Linked DNA regions of Homo sapiens: region 2 is linked to region 1. The links are chromatin loops, found by intact Hi-C in ENCODE. Cell type or tissue: mammary epithelial cell. All regions are shown on one strand.

Region 1 (8,000 bases):
CTTACACCTTATAAAAAAATTAACTCAAGATGAATTAAAGATTTATGTGTAAAACCCAAAACGATAAAAACCCTAGAAGAAAACCTAGGCAATATCATTCAGGACATAGGCATGGGCAACAACTTCATGACAAAAACACCAAAAGCAATTGCAACAAAAGCTAAAATTGACAAATGGGGTATAATTAAACTAAAGAGCTTCTGCACTGCAAAAGAAACCATTATCAGAGTGAACAGGCAACCTACAGAATGGGAGAAAATTTTTGCAATCTACCTGTCTGACAAAGGTCTAATATCCAGAATCTGCAAGGAACTTAAACAAATTCACAAGAAAAAAACAAACAAACCCATCAAAAAGTGGGCAAAGTATATGAACAGACACTTCTCAAAAGAAGACATTTATGCGGCCAACAAACATATGAAAAAAAGGTCTACATTACTGATAATTAGAGAAATGCAAATCAAAACCACACTAAGATACCATCTCATGCCAGTCAAAATGGGGATTATTAAAAAGTCAAGAAACAATAGATGCTGGTGAGGCTGTGGAGAAATAGGAACATTTTTACACTGTTGGTGGGAATGTAAATTAGTTCAACCATTGTGGAAGACAGTGTGGTGATTCCTCAAGGATCTAGAACCAGAAATACCATTTGACTCAGCAATCCCATTACTCGGTATATACCCAAAGGAATATAAATCATTCTACTATAAAGATACATGCACATGTATGTTTATTGCAGCACTATTTACAATAGCAAAGACATGGAACCAACCCAAATGCCCATCAATGATAGACTGGATAATGAAAATGTGGCACATATGCACCATGGAATACTATGCAGCCATTAAAAAGGAATGAGATCATGTCCTTTGCAGGAACATGGATGGAGCTGGAAGCCATCATCCTCAGCAAACTAACACAGGAACTGAAAACCAAACACTGCATGTTCTCACTGGTAAGTGGGAGCTGAACAATGAGAATACATGGACACAGGTTGGGCGTGGTGGCTCACACCTGTAATCTCAGCACTTTGGGAGGCCAAGTCGGGCAGATCACAAGGTCAGATCGAGACCATCCTGGCTAACAGAGCGAAACCCTGTCTCTACTAAAAATAAAAAAAAAAAAAAATGCAAAAAATTAGCCGGGTGTGGTGGTGGGCACCTGTAGTTCCAGCTACTCGGGAGGCTGAAGCAGGAGAATGGTGTGAATCCGGGAGGTGGAGCTTGCAGTGAGCCGAGATCGCACCACTGCACTCCAGCCTGGGCGACAGAGCGAGACTCTGTCTCAAAAAAAAAAAAAAAAAAAAAAGAGAATACATGGACATAGGGAGAGGAACAACCCATGCCAGGGCCTGTCAGGGAGTGGGGGCCAAGGGGAGGGAGAGCATTAGGGCAAATGCCTAATGCATGTGTGACTTAAAACCTAGATGATGAGTTGATAGGTACAAGTAACCACCACAGCACATGTATACCTATGTAACAAACCTGTACGTTCTGTACATGTATCCTGGAACTCAAAGTTTAAAAAAAAAAAAAGGTACTCTTGTCTGGTTTATTACTGTTGTATCATAAATCAGACTATTTAAAAGGTCTCGCCTTTCAAAATGCAGCAAGAATCAAGGGGCCACTCCCGCATGTTTCCTGCATACTCCATGCACAAGAATCGCCTTCTGCTTAGACTGCACTTCCCCTCCTGGGCAAACTCTTACTCACTCTCCAACACCCAGTTCAATTGTTACATGCTTTTTAAAGAATTTCATGTGCCCCAGTGGCATTTTATAGATATGGTCTATCACCATGTTTACATTTTATTGTGTTAGTTATGAGTGTATCTCCCCACAAGATTGGGAACTATGTCTTACTCACTTTTCCATTTCTGGCCCTTAGTGCAGTGCTTGTCACAAAGCTTTTCCACAGTAAATGGCTCAGGGTTTGACTGCCAGAGTGGCAGTGTAGAAGCTGAAAATCTGGATTCCAACCCTTCTCTGCTCCTCATTAGCTGTATGACCTTAGCCAAGTCTTTTAAATCCTTAAAAATTCAGTTTCCTCACCCACAAAATGAAGATGATAATACTTACAACTTGACAGCAGTGCCATGATTTAAAACCCCCCAGAGATATTAGTGCCTCTTTGGGAAATGAGCTGGGTTAGAATATATGAAATTTATCATTAGAATTTTGTAGCTGGGCATAGCATGGTTTTGACAGAGGTCTCCCGAGGGGAAATTTGAGGTATTATGAATTATTTAATTATGACTATAATATTTAATAACTACTTGCCTTAAAATATTTTTTAAAGAAATTATATCCTTCAATTCCCAGAAATGCATCCAGGGGACTTTATTCAGGGCTGGAGGGAGACCTCAGAACCAGCATTCTTTGGGGATTACTGTACTTGGGACCAAAGGCTGAGGACGCCTGGCTTCATCCTCATTCATTGGGCAATGCCACAGGGAACATTTAACAACATTCCCGTGATGCTTCTGCTCTCTGTTTGTTGCATTGGAGGCAACTTGGAACAGAAAGATGATGGGCTCTGGGGCCAGATGATTCACCTACCTGTGTATCATGTTCAGGAAATTGTTTAACATTTCTGAGCCTCATTTTCCTCATCTTTTAAAAAATGAGAAAAATGGTCAGGCGCGGTGGCTCATGCCTGTAATCTCAGCACTTTGGGAGGCAGAGGCAGTTGAATCATCTGAGGTCAGGAGTTCAAGACCAGCCTGGCCAACATGGCGAAACCCCTTCTCTACTAAAAATACAAAAATTAGCTGGGACATTCCCACACTTGTAGTTCCAGCTACTCAGGAGGCTGAAGCAGGAGAATCACTTGTACCCGGTGGGTAGAGGCTTCAGTGAGCCAAGATCGCACCATTGTACTCTAGCCTGGGCAGCAGAGTAAAACTCAAAAAGGGAAAAATAACAAAAGTTCTTTCTCCCATACTTGCTTTGAAACGGAAATAAGGTCATATGAATAAAAGATCTAACAGACGTGGGGCCCATAGTGAATACTTGCCCAGTATTAGCTGAATTTTATTCATGGAGGACAAAGCACTTTCGTTTGTTTGTTTGTCTTTTTGAGACAGAGTCTCACTTTGTCGCCCATGCTGGAGTGCAGTGGTGCGATCTCAGTTGGTTCAAGTGATTCTTGTGGTTCAGCCTCCAGAGTAGCTGGGATTACAAGCGCCCACGACCACACCCGGCTACCTTTTTGTATTTTTAGTAGAGATGGGGTTTCGCCATGTTGGCCAGGCTGGTCTTGAATGCCCGGCCTCAAGTGATCCGCCTGCCTCAGCCTCCCAAAGTGTTAGGATTACGGGCATAAGCCACTACATAGCCAGGACAAAGCACATTTTAAACATCTTTCTCCACTGTGTGGTAGTATCTGGCTTGCCTTTTCACTATCAGAGGCTCTGGTGCAAAGAGCCGTGAACTCACGTATTAAATTCTTCTAGTGTTCTTAATAGGGGTATTATTTTTGCCTAGTAATAATGATCATATTCATAACAATAGCAACCACAGTGAACATATACTAAACATTAGTGTGCTTGCATTTTTCTACATGCTTCGTATATACTAACTCAACAGTACTGTGAAAAAAGTTCTAATATTAACCCCCCTTAACAGGCTGAGGTGCAAATGGATTAAGAAATTGTTCAGTGTCACTCACACAGTTGGAAACTGGGGAACCAGGATTTTAAAACAGATGTTTGCCACCAGAGCACATCTTCTTAACCACTAGGCCTCACTGTCTGATGGCTGCGTGTTGGTTTGTTCATTCATCCAGTAAATGCATATTGAGCAGTTATTTATACCAATCATTGAAACCGAGTGGATGAATAAGACACACTTTCAATTCTCAGAGAGTTCACAACTTAGTAGTCAAGACAGATAGGTAAATAAATGGCTTCCATGTAATGTGGTTAAAACAACAGCAGAGGTCAGTATTAGGTACAGTGGAAGCACTAATGTGGCAGGACTTGATTCTATGGCTAATTTCCTCCTGACAGATAAAGGGGCCCCTTGAATGAACTAAACAGTGAACAGGTAAATGGCCCTGCTACAGAAATGAGTACCCAGCAGCTGCTGTGGCTGGTCAGATGCAGGTAACTGCTGATCAGTCTAGTGTGAAACCTACTTAGAGATCATTTAGGTAGTCATTCAGCCCAATATTTTACTACTTGAGTTATCTTCTTTGTCTGAGAAAAGAAAGATAATAAAATACTATGTGACTTAGAAGCCAGGCAGTTGCTATATGTGTTCTCATGATCAATAAAACTGATAAACTACGAAACAGATACTCAACTTGTCCTATAAAAACAAAAAAGTGCTGTGGTTTTGACGTTCACGTTCTACAAGACTGTGTTTTCGTCAGTGTTAGATTGCGAGATGGTGATCTCAAAGTTTGTTCTGAGCAGGGGGAAGTAAGAAAAAAAAAGTTTTAGATATGTCCTTCCTTCTTGAAGCCACTTTCTATGTTGACTGCTTTTTTTTTTTTTTTTTTTTTTTATGAGATGGAGTCTCATTCTGTTGCCCAGGCTGGAGTGCAGTGGCGTGATCTCGGCTCATTGCAACCTCTCCCTCCTGGGTTCAAGCGATTCTCCTGCCTCAGCCTCCAGAGTAGCTGGGATTATAGGTGCCACCACTATGCTCAGCTAATTTTTCTGTATTTTTAGTAGAGAAGGGGTTTCACCATGTTGGCCAGGCTGGTCACAAACTCTGGACTTCAAGTGATCCTCCCGCCTCGGCTTCCAAAAGTGCTAGGATTACAGGTGTGAGCCACCGGGCCTGGCTGACTGCTTATTTTCTGAGTTATTAGGAAAAATGGGAAATGGCAGGGCTTCTCAGGCAGCCTGCTCACCAGGCATGTGTCTATGCTCTTTTCATTTCCTCTGATGATCTGGAAGAGAACTATGGTCTCAGAGAAAAAGCCATTGTTCCAGGAATGTCTGTCAGTAATGCATTGTGGGTTTCAACGAAGACATCACTTAAGGGATGGAACATTGGTGTATCTGCTTAGTGCCTGTGGCTTTCCCACTGAAGGAAGAAATGAGCTCCTCTAGATTCCAATATTGCACTGTGGCAAAGCATGCCTTCCCCCACCGAAAAATGTTGTAGATTTAAGGGAGACTTCTTACATAGATCTCCTATGTACCTGGGTTAAAATGTGTAGGAAGAGTCTTAAGCATTTAAAAGAGTTGTCCCAGAAACCAAGAAGGGCTTATTCCAAGCCTGGTGAAACTACCTTTGTTATGAAGCAATGTTTTGTTGGTTTTTGCTGTTGCTGTTGTTGTTGTTTTTGAGATGTGGTCTTGCTATGTTGCCCAGACCCACCTCAAACTCCTGGGCCCAAGCAATCCTCCTGCATAAGCTTCCTGAGTAGCTGGGATTACAGGCATGATCCACCACACCCAGCTCCATAGCTTGTGCTCTGAAAGGAGATATTACACAGGGATATGAAGATGAGACCGCAAAGAGAGAGGCTGTCAGGGGACATGAGGACTGTGAAGGATGGGGTTACACAGAGCTGACGCTTTCTGTTGTAGTCACTCTTAGCATTGCACAGGGCTTTTAAGTGAACTAGATTAGTGCTTCTTATCTTTTTTCCTCTGCCCCAAACACCTGAGAGACAAAATATTTGTACTAAAAACACCTGCAGGGCTGGGTATCAGAAACTCGGAGTGAATGGGGGTTACTGGAAGAAGGGAAGAGCTGAAGGAAAGAGATGAAAGAAGGAAGAACTTACGCATTTTAAAAACAGAAAAAACAGGTGAGTGGGAGTCTGCTTCCCCTGCTATGAAAAGTCACCACAATCCAGTGAACCACTCTCCTGTAGGGTGTCTTTGACTGAGTTATGTCCCTGTCCCTGAAAGATGAGTTATGCTGGTTCATATGTGGGTCATTCCTACCTATGGGTTGGCCCTAAGCTTGTTCTCTGGAATGTCCCAGAACATGTCTGTTAACTCTTCCCATATGACCATCCTCCAAATACTTGGAGTCAGGCCTCTTCTAAGACTTCTCTTTCCTTGATTAAACTTCAGCCCTTCTCTTCCTACCCATCCTACACCCTCTCACCTCAGGACTCTACTTTGTGCCAGGTGAGACCAGCTAATCTGAAAAACAAATTCATATTATATCAGCTGGTGGTAATGTTACCCTCATGTCTGCAATCACAAAACAGGAAGAAGCCTTAGAAGTCAGCTCAATCCAATTCCATATTTGTTCACAAAAAAAGTGGAGACTCATTGTTACATATTTGTTGATATTTGTTGGTGGGTCAATTAGGACCAGAATGCAAGTTTCTAAACACCACATGTAGCAGAATATGTACCAGGTCACATTCCCGGAGAGAATTTCAATAGGCGGTAAGTTCAGGTGTAACCTAGCAGAAACGAACAATTCAATAAAGGCTCCAGCCTGCTAGGGCCTTTTGTCTATTTCAACACACTGTATATAATTTAATTTTATAGAGTAAGATAATCTCCAAACCAGGGAGGCTTCTAAGTGTGTCTGTTTCTTATTATTAAGACGGTGGTTTGTTGGGGTTTTTTTTGTTGTTGTTTCCGTTTGTTTGTTTGTTTTTGTTTTTTGAGATGGAGTCTCACTCTGTCACCCAGACTGGAGTGCAGTGGCACAATCTCAGCTCACTGCAACCTCTACCTCCCGGGTTCAAGCGATTCTCCTGCCTCAGCCTCCACAGTAGCTGGGATTACAGGTGTCTGCCACTACACCTGGCTAATTTTTTTGTATTTTCAGTAGAGACAGGGTTTCACCATGTTGGCCAGGCTGGTCTCAAACTCCTGACCTCAAGTGATCTGCCCGCCTCGGCCTCCCAAAGTGTTGAGATTACAGGCGTGAGCCACCGCGCATGGCCTTTTACTGTTTTTTTGGATGAAATGCTCGCACACAAAAAGTGAGCTGCTTTATTCGTTAGTGTCGGTTGGTGGTATTTTACCTTTAAATATGTAATTTTATGGAGGTGACTTATTTTCAAAATCAAAGGATCCTTGGAGAACCAAATAAAGGGTGGGATTATATCACCTAGCAACAGCTATATCATTAACTATGAAAAAGGAAAGAAAAAAATTCAAAACAAAGGTATTGGTGTGAACATTTTACCTGGACATACATAAAAATTCTGATATTTAAAAAATAAACTTTATTTTTAGAAGAATTTCAGCTTTACAGAAACATTGCAGTGATAGTACAGAGAGTTCTGTGTACCTCACACCCAGTTCCCCCATCCTTAACATTTTACATTATTATGGTATATATGACACAATTAATGAACTAATATTGACACACTATTAACCAAAGTCCTTTTTTGTTCACATTTCCTTAGTTTTTATCAAATGTCCTTTTTCTTTCCAGGACTTTATTCAGGATGTAACATTTTATGTTGTCATTGTGTTTCCTTAGGTTCCTTTTGGCTACGACAGTTTCTTAGACTTCCTTTGTTTTTGATAACCTTGAAAATTTTGAGAAACATTGGTCAGGTATTTTGTAGAATGTCTCAGTTGTGACTGGTTTGATTTTTTTTTCTCCTGATTAGACTGGATTCTGGGGTTCTATAGAGGAAGACCACAGAGGTAAAGCACAATCTGCATCAAATTGTATCAGGTGTGTATCATATCAACACAACATCACTGTTGTGATGATCTTGATTACCTGGCTGAGGTAGTACTTGTCAGGTTTTTCTACCATGAGGTGACCAATTTTTCCTGCCTTTCCATACTGTACTATGTGTCACTATGTGTAGCCCACACTTAAGGAGTGGCAAGTTCTGTTTCACTTCCTATGATCAATTTTCAATTAATTTTTGTGAAATGAATACAGTTTATGTCTAGTTTCATTTCTTTCTGCACATTACAATCATTGTAGCACTATTTGTTGAAAAGAATATCCTTTCTCCATTGAATTGCTCTTGTACTTTTGCTTTTGTCAAAAATCAGTTGGCTATATTTATTTGTAGGGTCATTCCATTTCACTTCTTTTTGTT
Region 2 (8,000 bases), 260 kb after region 1:
GATCTCATTCTATCCTCAGCAAACTAACGTAGGAACAGAAAATCAAACACTGCATCTTCTCACTTATAAGTGGGAACTGAATGAACACACGAACACAGGGAGGGGAACAACACACACTGGGGCCTGTCCAGGGGTGTGGTGGGGGAAGGGAGAGGATTAGGAAAAATAGCTAATGGATGCTGTGCTTAATACCCAGGTGACAGGTTGATAGGTGCAGCAAACCACCATGGCACATGTTTACATATGTAACAAATCTGCACATCCTGCACACATACCCCAAAACTTAAAATAAAAATAAAAATAAAAATAACCTAGTCCATATTGCAATATAATAATTCTTCTAAGTGGAATGGCTTTTAAAAAGTTTTTTTTTTATTTTGAGATAACTTTAGACTTACAGAAGAGTTGAAAAACTAGTAAAGAAAATTCCTGTTTTTTCTTTACCCAGCTTTCCCTAATGCTATTTCTTATATAACCATAGTGCAATTATCAATACTAAGAAATTAGTACTGATGACATGAAGTGTCTAACTCCATTTTTTGATGTCTTATCCTGACAACTTTCAAGCCTACCCTTTCCTTTTTCCCTCTCACTCAACATCTGTGTATGCCAATAAGAAAGTCAGAGTATACCTTTCTTTGACACCAATGGGGAGATAAAACTGCATATAAACCCTAGCCCTTGTGGGAGAACCCTCACCCCAATCCCATCCCAAACAATCATAAAATCAAAGCTATTTGCCCCTCCCTTTGCTCAAGCCATTTCAGACCAATCTGGGCACCGGCCTTGCTCTCCCTAGAAAGCCTTGTTCTGTGAGTAATAAACCTTTTCATACCCTCTTGGTGTGTATGGCATCATCATTTCAATATGGAGGTCAATGGTGCCCTCTGCAAGTAACCACAAAACAATTGTTACGATACTGTCAATTAAGCTATAGACTTTATTTCAATTTCACAAATTTTCCACGACGTACTTTCTCTATCCCAGGATTCAATCCAGGATCCTACATTACATTTAATTGTCATGTCTTCTTAGTTTCCCTCAATCTGTGACACTTGAGTCTTTCACGACCTGGGCAATTTTATCATGTAGATAAATGTCCTTCCGTGAATGCTTCATGTAGAATGTCCTTCTGTTTGGGTTTGTTTTCTCCTGATTAGATTGAGATTATGTGTTATCAGGAAGATTACCATAAAGGTAAGAGACGTTTCTCTTTGCATCATATCAGGAGTTCTATGATGTCGATACGTCTTATTACTGATGATTAATTTATTTATTATTTATATGTTTATATTTACATTTATTTATATTATAAAAATATATATTTATATATTAATCTTGATCACTCAGTTATGATGGTTTCTGCCAGTTTTCTCTAGTATAAAGCTACCACTTTTCCCTTACAGTGAATATGTATTTTTGAAGGAGATACTTTGAGATTATATAAATATTCTCTGTCTCCATAAATTTTCATCCACTAATTTTAGCATCCATCAGTGGATCTTGCCTGCAGTACTTTTCTCTGTGGTATTCTAGCAGTGACTTTCTATTGCTTGCATTTCGTCCACATGGATTATTTAGAACTCTTTTGTAAGGAAGACTTGTGCTTTCTCTCCCACTTATTTACTTATTTAGTTATTTATTTATATAAATATGAGTCATGAATATTTATTTTATTCTCTAGGTTTTAATCCAAATCCATTATTATTTATTCATTGTTCAAATTGTAAGTGCACTATTCTTTAAAGTGTGCTTTTAAAATTTAAGTTCTGCTTGTTCTCTATAATCTTTTTTTGTCTGCCTGGCTCCCTTGGATGAGTTATTATTTTCCATTAAGGCTCAATGGAATGCAAATCTGGTTGATGGAAAAACATAATCATTTTGTAGATAGTGGTTATTTTGTATTAATAATTCTGAGCTTTTACTTAATCTAAATAATGTTACTGTCTTTGTATTCATTTTTATGTTGCTATAGTTCCAGATTACTATTAATACTTAGAATGAAGAAATGTAGAGTTAGGGACTCTGTATAGAAAGGTAACATATTAAAAGCTAAAATAGTTACATTTTAACATCAGATTCTAACCAAGCTGCTGAATTAGTAACTGATGCCCTCCCATCTCCAAAATCAGTACAGAGGGAACTATGAAGGAAAATACTATGAAACGTAGAAAACTGTGAGAAGCCCCTGGGGTGACCCACTGAAAGTTTAAATTAATTGTGTTGGATGAGAGGCAGGCAGACAGGGCTAGTCACAGCAAAAATCACGGGAATTGTTATAGTTCTGTTATTGCTTCTACCCTGTCTTTATTATGGGACCAGCAATGCCTTCCTTCTTACCTGCACTGGATCATGTTTTGCCCTAGTGGTAAAATCAGGAAACAAAACCCCTGTGCTTGAGAGGAGCAAAAAAATACAACTGTAGGTTAATCAACTTGGTGCAGGTACTTCCTCCTTGAACCTCAAAACCAATAATACACAATCTAATGAGTTTCCTCTGCAAAGGATGAAGCCAGGACCTTAACAACTGTTTGTGGAGTGATGAGTAATTGGCTGTTTTTCTTTTTTTCTGGTGGCTGAGGCTCTTCACCTGAGAGCTCATTCCCGCCACCTCCTCCACAAATATGCACATTCTGAGTTTATCGTGTTTGAGAGGGACTGAGGTTTGGCTTCCTTAGACACATTGCCTGACACAGTAGCCCATTTAAAAATTTCCCAATTTGGAGAAAAATGAATTTACAGGCCCAAATAACAAAGTTTTTGATAACTACAACTATTTCAAAACAAATATGACATATTAGATCACAAATTCCATCAGAAACAGAAATATTAAAACAGATGGACCAAGAATTTAAAATTAAGCTAAAAAACAATGCTAGACGAGATTAGGGACACATCACTAATATGAAAGAAGGACAAAGAAACATAAAAAAGGATCAAACACAAATATTAGGTATAAAATCACAATATCTGAAGTAAAAGACATCTTGAACAGGCTATACAACAAAATGGATACAGTTAAGAAACAAATTAATAAATTGAAAGATCAGATTTGGGGAATTTCCTTGAAGGAGGGAACAAAAGAAAGAAAAATATGTATTTTTTAAATTTAGCAGTACTTATATCTGGGTAGTAGAAATCTCAGAAAGAGGGAGAAATAAAAATGGGGAGGGGGTAATACTTGAAGGCATAATGGAGAAAATTTCCTGGAATAAAAAAATAAGATGCAGACCCTCAGATTGAAGAGATCATTTAAAGACGAAGATGATAAAGGAAAAGCCACACTTAGACAAATTACAGTACAATTTAGGACCTCAAAGACAAACAAAAAATCCTAAAAGTTGATAGAGAAAAGGCGGATTGCATAAAAAAGAAAGAAGCAGCAAATTTCTATCAGAATTCAAAAAAATAAACAACTGGAAGCAAGAAGACTATCGTGTCTTTTCAAAGAATTAAAGGAAAAGAAATCTGAACTTAGAATGATATGTCCAAACTGTCATCCAAAGATCAGAGCATAATAAAAAATATTCTCAGAAATACAAAGCATCAGCAGCTGAGACCTTCACTGAAAATAGTTTTTGATGAAGTACTAAAATAAGAGATTATTAAAATCCGGGAGAATGAGAAGACAGAATAATACCTAATGTATTTTACCTGATAAAGTTTGTTATCTATAAAATAAATATCTAAGACCAAGAAAAATAAGAAATGTATTTGTAATAACAGAATTAAAAGACTAGAAAATATCAACATGATGAGTATTAGGGTAGAAAGGGAAACAAAGAGATGTCCAATTGAACCATTGTTCTTTACTTATTGTGGTGTCAGTATAAATATCAGCATTTCTTTTTAAATGTAAGAAAGAATTCAAAAGAAACAGAAAATGGGAGTCCATTGAAATATGTCCATCTATATCTGATTCTCTTTCCTTACAGGGACAGAGTAAGGATTCTGTCCCTCTCACTCTTTAAAGTTAGTCCTGTAGCTTGCTAGGACAATGTAACGAGCACAAAAGCCACATGTATCACTTCTAGACAAAACCTTTTTATTTTCATTGAGACACTGTCATTTCCTTTTCACTGCTTCAGAAATTGATAAGGCTCATGTTGAAGCTTGGTTAGCCTGGGAACCTGAGTGGCTATGATGAGCAAAGCCCCACTGCCAAACCTTCTTGGCAGCAAATAAACTCAAGGTGCAAATGAGGTCTTGGGAGTTGGTTGTTACTGCATTATAACTGAGCCCCTACTAACAGAGATGTCTGGGTCTGTTTCGAGAACATTTTTTACCCATTTATTTCTATTCTTAAGGGCTGATCACAGAAAAAAAAAATGGGATGTGTTACGAGGTCCTCTCCCTGTATGAATCAGGTACCTGAATCAGGTAATCAATTACCTGATTCCGAGACTGCCTGGTGGTATGTTGGACTATATCTAGCAATTCTTTAGATGCCTTTTCTAGAAGTGAGTTATCCCTGAGCCAAAGGGTGCCAGTGGATATCTACCCTTAATAACTAAAGTGCAAAGAAGTTGAAACAACTAGAAATACAACAGTACGTGCTTTGTTTATGAGATGCAACAGGTCTTTGAACAAGTTCCTCTTTGAACAAGTGCCCTCTAGCGGGGATGCTAAGAGCTAAAGGAGGAAGTGAGCTATTGTTTCCAAACTGAGAAGGTGCCAAAGGCAAGACAGGATGCATTCTTAGGGTCTGCTCACCAGATAACTGCTGAAAGAAATCACCAGGAGATTTTGCTGCTTGTGAGATTACTTGCTGCTAAAAGCAATTGCTTAAGAGTATTACTGGAGATGTTTAGCTGGTGTCTGTATCTCAAACTTTAATGTTCATGTGAATTGCCTGGGAATCCTGTTAAATTCAGACTAATTCAGTCCATTTGGGATGAGGGTGGAACAAAACTGAATGGTTCTAACAAGCTTCCAAGTAATGCCAAAGCTGCTGGTTCTCTGATTGCACTTTGAGTAGCAAGGAGCTAACATAATTGTTCTCAACCATGGCTGCATATTAGGATCATCTGGAGAACTTTGAAAATGCTGATGTCTGGATACCATCCTCATATGTTTTGATTTAATTGGTCTAGGAGTGGCCCAGGGCCAGGGTCTTTAGGCAACACTAATATGTTGCCAAGGGTCAGAATGACTGAGCTAAAACCTGCGGCTCCTTCTAATGAGCACAGCATCAAGGACACAGCTGGACATTAGTCCCCACTGTTATCCATAGGAGAAGGTAGAGATTCTTAGTACTTTAAAAACAAAAATAATAATTATAATTAGAGGTTATCATTTCCTGAACACTTATTATATGTCAACAACTCTACAAATTACATTAATTCTCTAATTTAATTGTTACAAATGTTATAGGGTAGGTACCTTTACTAATTCTATGTATAGGTGAGGAAATTGGGGTTCAGAGAGGCTATGTAAATTGCCCAAGTTCTTATAGCAACTAAATTAATAATGTGGAGGTAACGCCAGGCAATCTAACGCTAGAGCCCTTACACTTAGTCACTACACTGCTCAGTGTTTTGTAGTGAAGAAAATGGATAATCATTTTCTCTAGGAAACACCACGGAAACAAGCCCATAAGCTCTGGGTGGGAACTCAAATAAAGACTCTACAGAGAAGCTCTAAATACCAATTAGGTCATTGTGGGAAAGTGAGAAATCTCACACAATGAGCATTTTTTTGAACTACATGTCTATCCTTGTATGGAATATGTGCATTTAGTCTCCCTCCAGATATTTCTGCTCCTGTCTATTTACCTCTTTCCAGGTGATGTTTCCAGAATATCTGTTCCTAGTTATTTGGGGAAGAAGGTTTGGTTCTCATATACACTTGAGTGAGAGCAGGCTGCAGGGTGAATCTCTGAGGTCACCTTGCCCCTGCCAGTCTCAGGTATCTGGTCACCCTATAGCTTCTCTCAAGCTAGAGCTTCTCAATGAACTGTGCTGCTTCTGTGGGCCCTGGTGGAGACAGTGTAGGACAGGAAGGGTGCACCACCCTTCCCATAAGCAGGCACAATGCCCACTGACTGTCCATTAACTTCCAAAGCACCATTGCCCAACACAAGGCTGGCACAGGAAACAGATTCTACCAGGTAACTATTGAAGAATAACTAGAAGAGATTACAACAGTGGGGGGAATAACCTAACATTTGATGCTAAATAGCATTCTTTCTCAGAAGCCAAGGGAAAGGAAAAGGTAAATGCTTCCAGGATGTCTTCTCATAGGCATAACCATTTTACAGTCTTAGGGTTCCCCTCCTTTGCCTCTCTTCAAAAAGATAATCTCCTCTTCAGTTTCACAGAATAAATCCTCTCTAACTACAGGAAAACCTTATTTCCCACCCTAGAATTCTTTTCCTAGGGTGCTTTCCCTCTCCCCTTACTGCTAACCAGGACAATGGGACTCAATATCTATGGCTGCCCCCTTCTCAGAGGCTGGGTTCCTCTTTTGAAAACACATGGGGCTGCACCTTTGGTGGTCAGGTGCAGCCTCTGTCCTCTGCTGGTGGGACTCCAATATGTGTCGTTGCCTGCTTCCATGGCCTTGCAGATTCACTCCTGGTCTCCTGTGGTAGGTAACATCCCTGCACCAATTTCCACCTCTCCTTCCCCCTGTCTCTCTCTCAGGCACTGAGACACACCCCAATATCTCAAGGACAAACAATGCCTTGGAGAGACAGTGTAAACAACAGCGAGACAAAGGAAAGCACCTTCCTGGTGGGCTCTTCTACCTGCTAATTACTTACAGGGAGTCATATATAAACATTTCACTGCCCAAATAATGAGATCCTTGTCCACAAAATGATGCATGGTGGTTTCAGTTCTTTTTTTCCTCACCCTTTCCAGCTTCTCAGCATAATAAGCAATGCCTATAACAGAACTTAACCAAGAGTCTCCTTTTTCTGAGACACTGCTGCCCTTCATTAGAAGACAAAGCAATGCTGTAACATATGATAACACTGCTTTTCCTGCCAGTACCTTAGCTTTGAGGATGCAGCTCAGAGAAGGAAGGCACATTCGAACCGTCTCTGTACTAGCCTTTTTGGAATAGGGCATACTTCAATTTTACTGTAGCCCTGAGAAGATGCACGGTAAAAAAAAATAATCAAAGTCTTTAGTATCAGAGAGACAAGGGTTGAAGCTTCCATTCTTTATTTACTAGCTCTGGGACCTTGGACAACGTACTTAACCTTTCGATTTTCTTACCTAAAATGGGTTAATACTTTTGCCTTATTAGATATGAGGACTAAATAAAATATGCATACAATTTAGCTGGTATATAGTTGATAAACATAAATAATAGTGTCCTTCCTTATCCCTTCTAACTTCTGGGATATTTCTAAATATTTATTTTGGGGGTATGCATATGTGGAATTCTTTGTGTTCTTATAGCAGCATTCTGATACAAAATCAAATCAGACTAAACAATTTACTGGAATCATCCTTTTTAACCCTTACAAGAACCCTATGGAATTGGTGCTAATATAATCCCTATTTCACAGATAAAGGAATTGAGGTTAAGGCAACACGCCCCAAGTTATTTAGATGTGATGAGATTTTACCCTTGGAACCTGGTTAAAAGAAAGTGAGACACAAGGCAAGTAACAGCAAAATGGAAAATTACAGGCTGGGTATGGAGGCTCGTACCTGTAATCCCAGCACTTTGGGAGGCTGAGGCAGGAGGATTCCTTGAGCTCAGGAGTTCCAGAACATCCTGGGCACACTCTATTATTTAAAAAAAAAAAAAAAAAAAAAGGACTGTGGAAGAAAAACAACAATCCTTTTAATCCTGGGCTTCTTAGGACTAGAAACTATATAATTATGATAAAGCTCCCTTAATTAGGCCAAAGCAATAGTTCTGTGTGTGCTCTTTGAATTTTCACAACTGGGATTTAGCCTTTTCCTGTCTAAGAAAAAAACAGAAAAGTGACCTTATAAGAAAGCTTGAATTTAACTGAAGTTGGCAGGACACAGGTGGGCTTT

The links. Hi-C counts contacts between places; a loop is a spot of excess contacts. Peaks named below come from ENCODE experiments on the same cell type or tissue, not always from the same donor. Only the 100,000 strongest peaks of a DNase experiment are listed, where the experiment ranks them.
Region 2: a loop joins it to region 1, with 8 times the contacts of the local background. A loop is called at or near these places in 43 of 110 quality-filtered maps.

What each region holds. Positions count from the first base shown.
Region 1 is chr4:121,722,800-121,730,799 of GRCh38, reverse strand. No RefSeq gene overlaps it. Among named protein-coding and RNA genes, the nearest start is that of ANXA5, 30 kb to the right of the region's middle. RefSeq lists a silencer at 3,735-3,914. In mammary epithelial cell, a CTCF peak has its summit at 3,940 (motif pointing right); DNase peaks (open chromatin) are centred at 1,769, 2,549 and 3,929; H3K27ac peaks cover 1,321 bases.
Region 2 is chr4:121,459,478-121,467,477 of GRCh38, reverse strand. The region is part of intron 1 of LOC107986309 (a long non-coding RNA gene); the gene reads right to left. Among named protein-coding and RNA genes, the nearest start is that of QRFPR, 82 kb to the right of the region's middle. RefSeq lists a silencer at 4,635-4,684. In mammary epithelial cell, CTCF peaks have their summits at 2,373 and 4,607 (motif pointing left); a DNase peak (open chromatin) is centred at 4,607.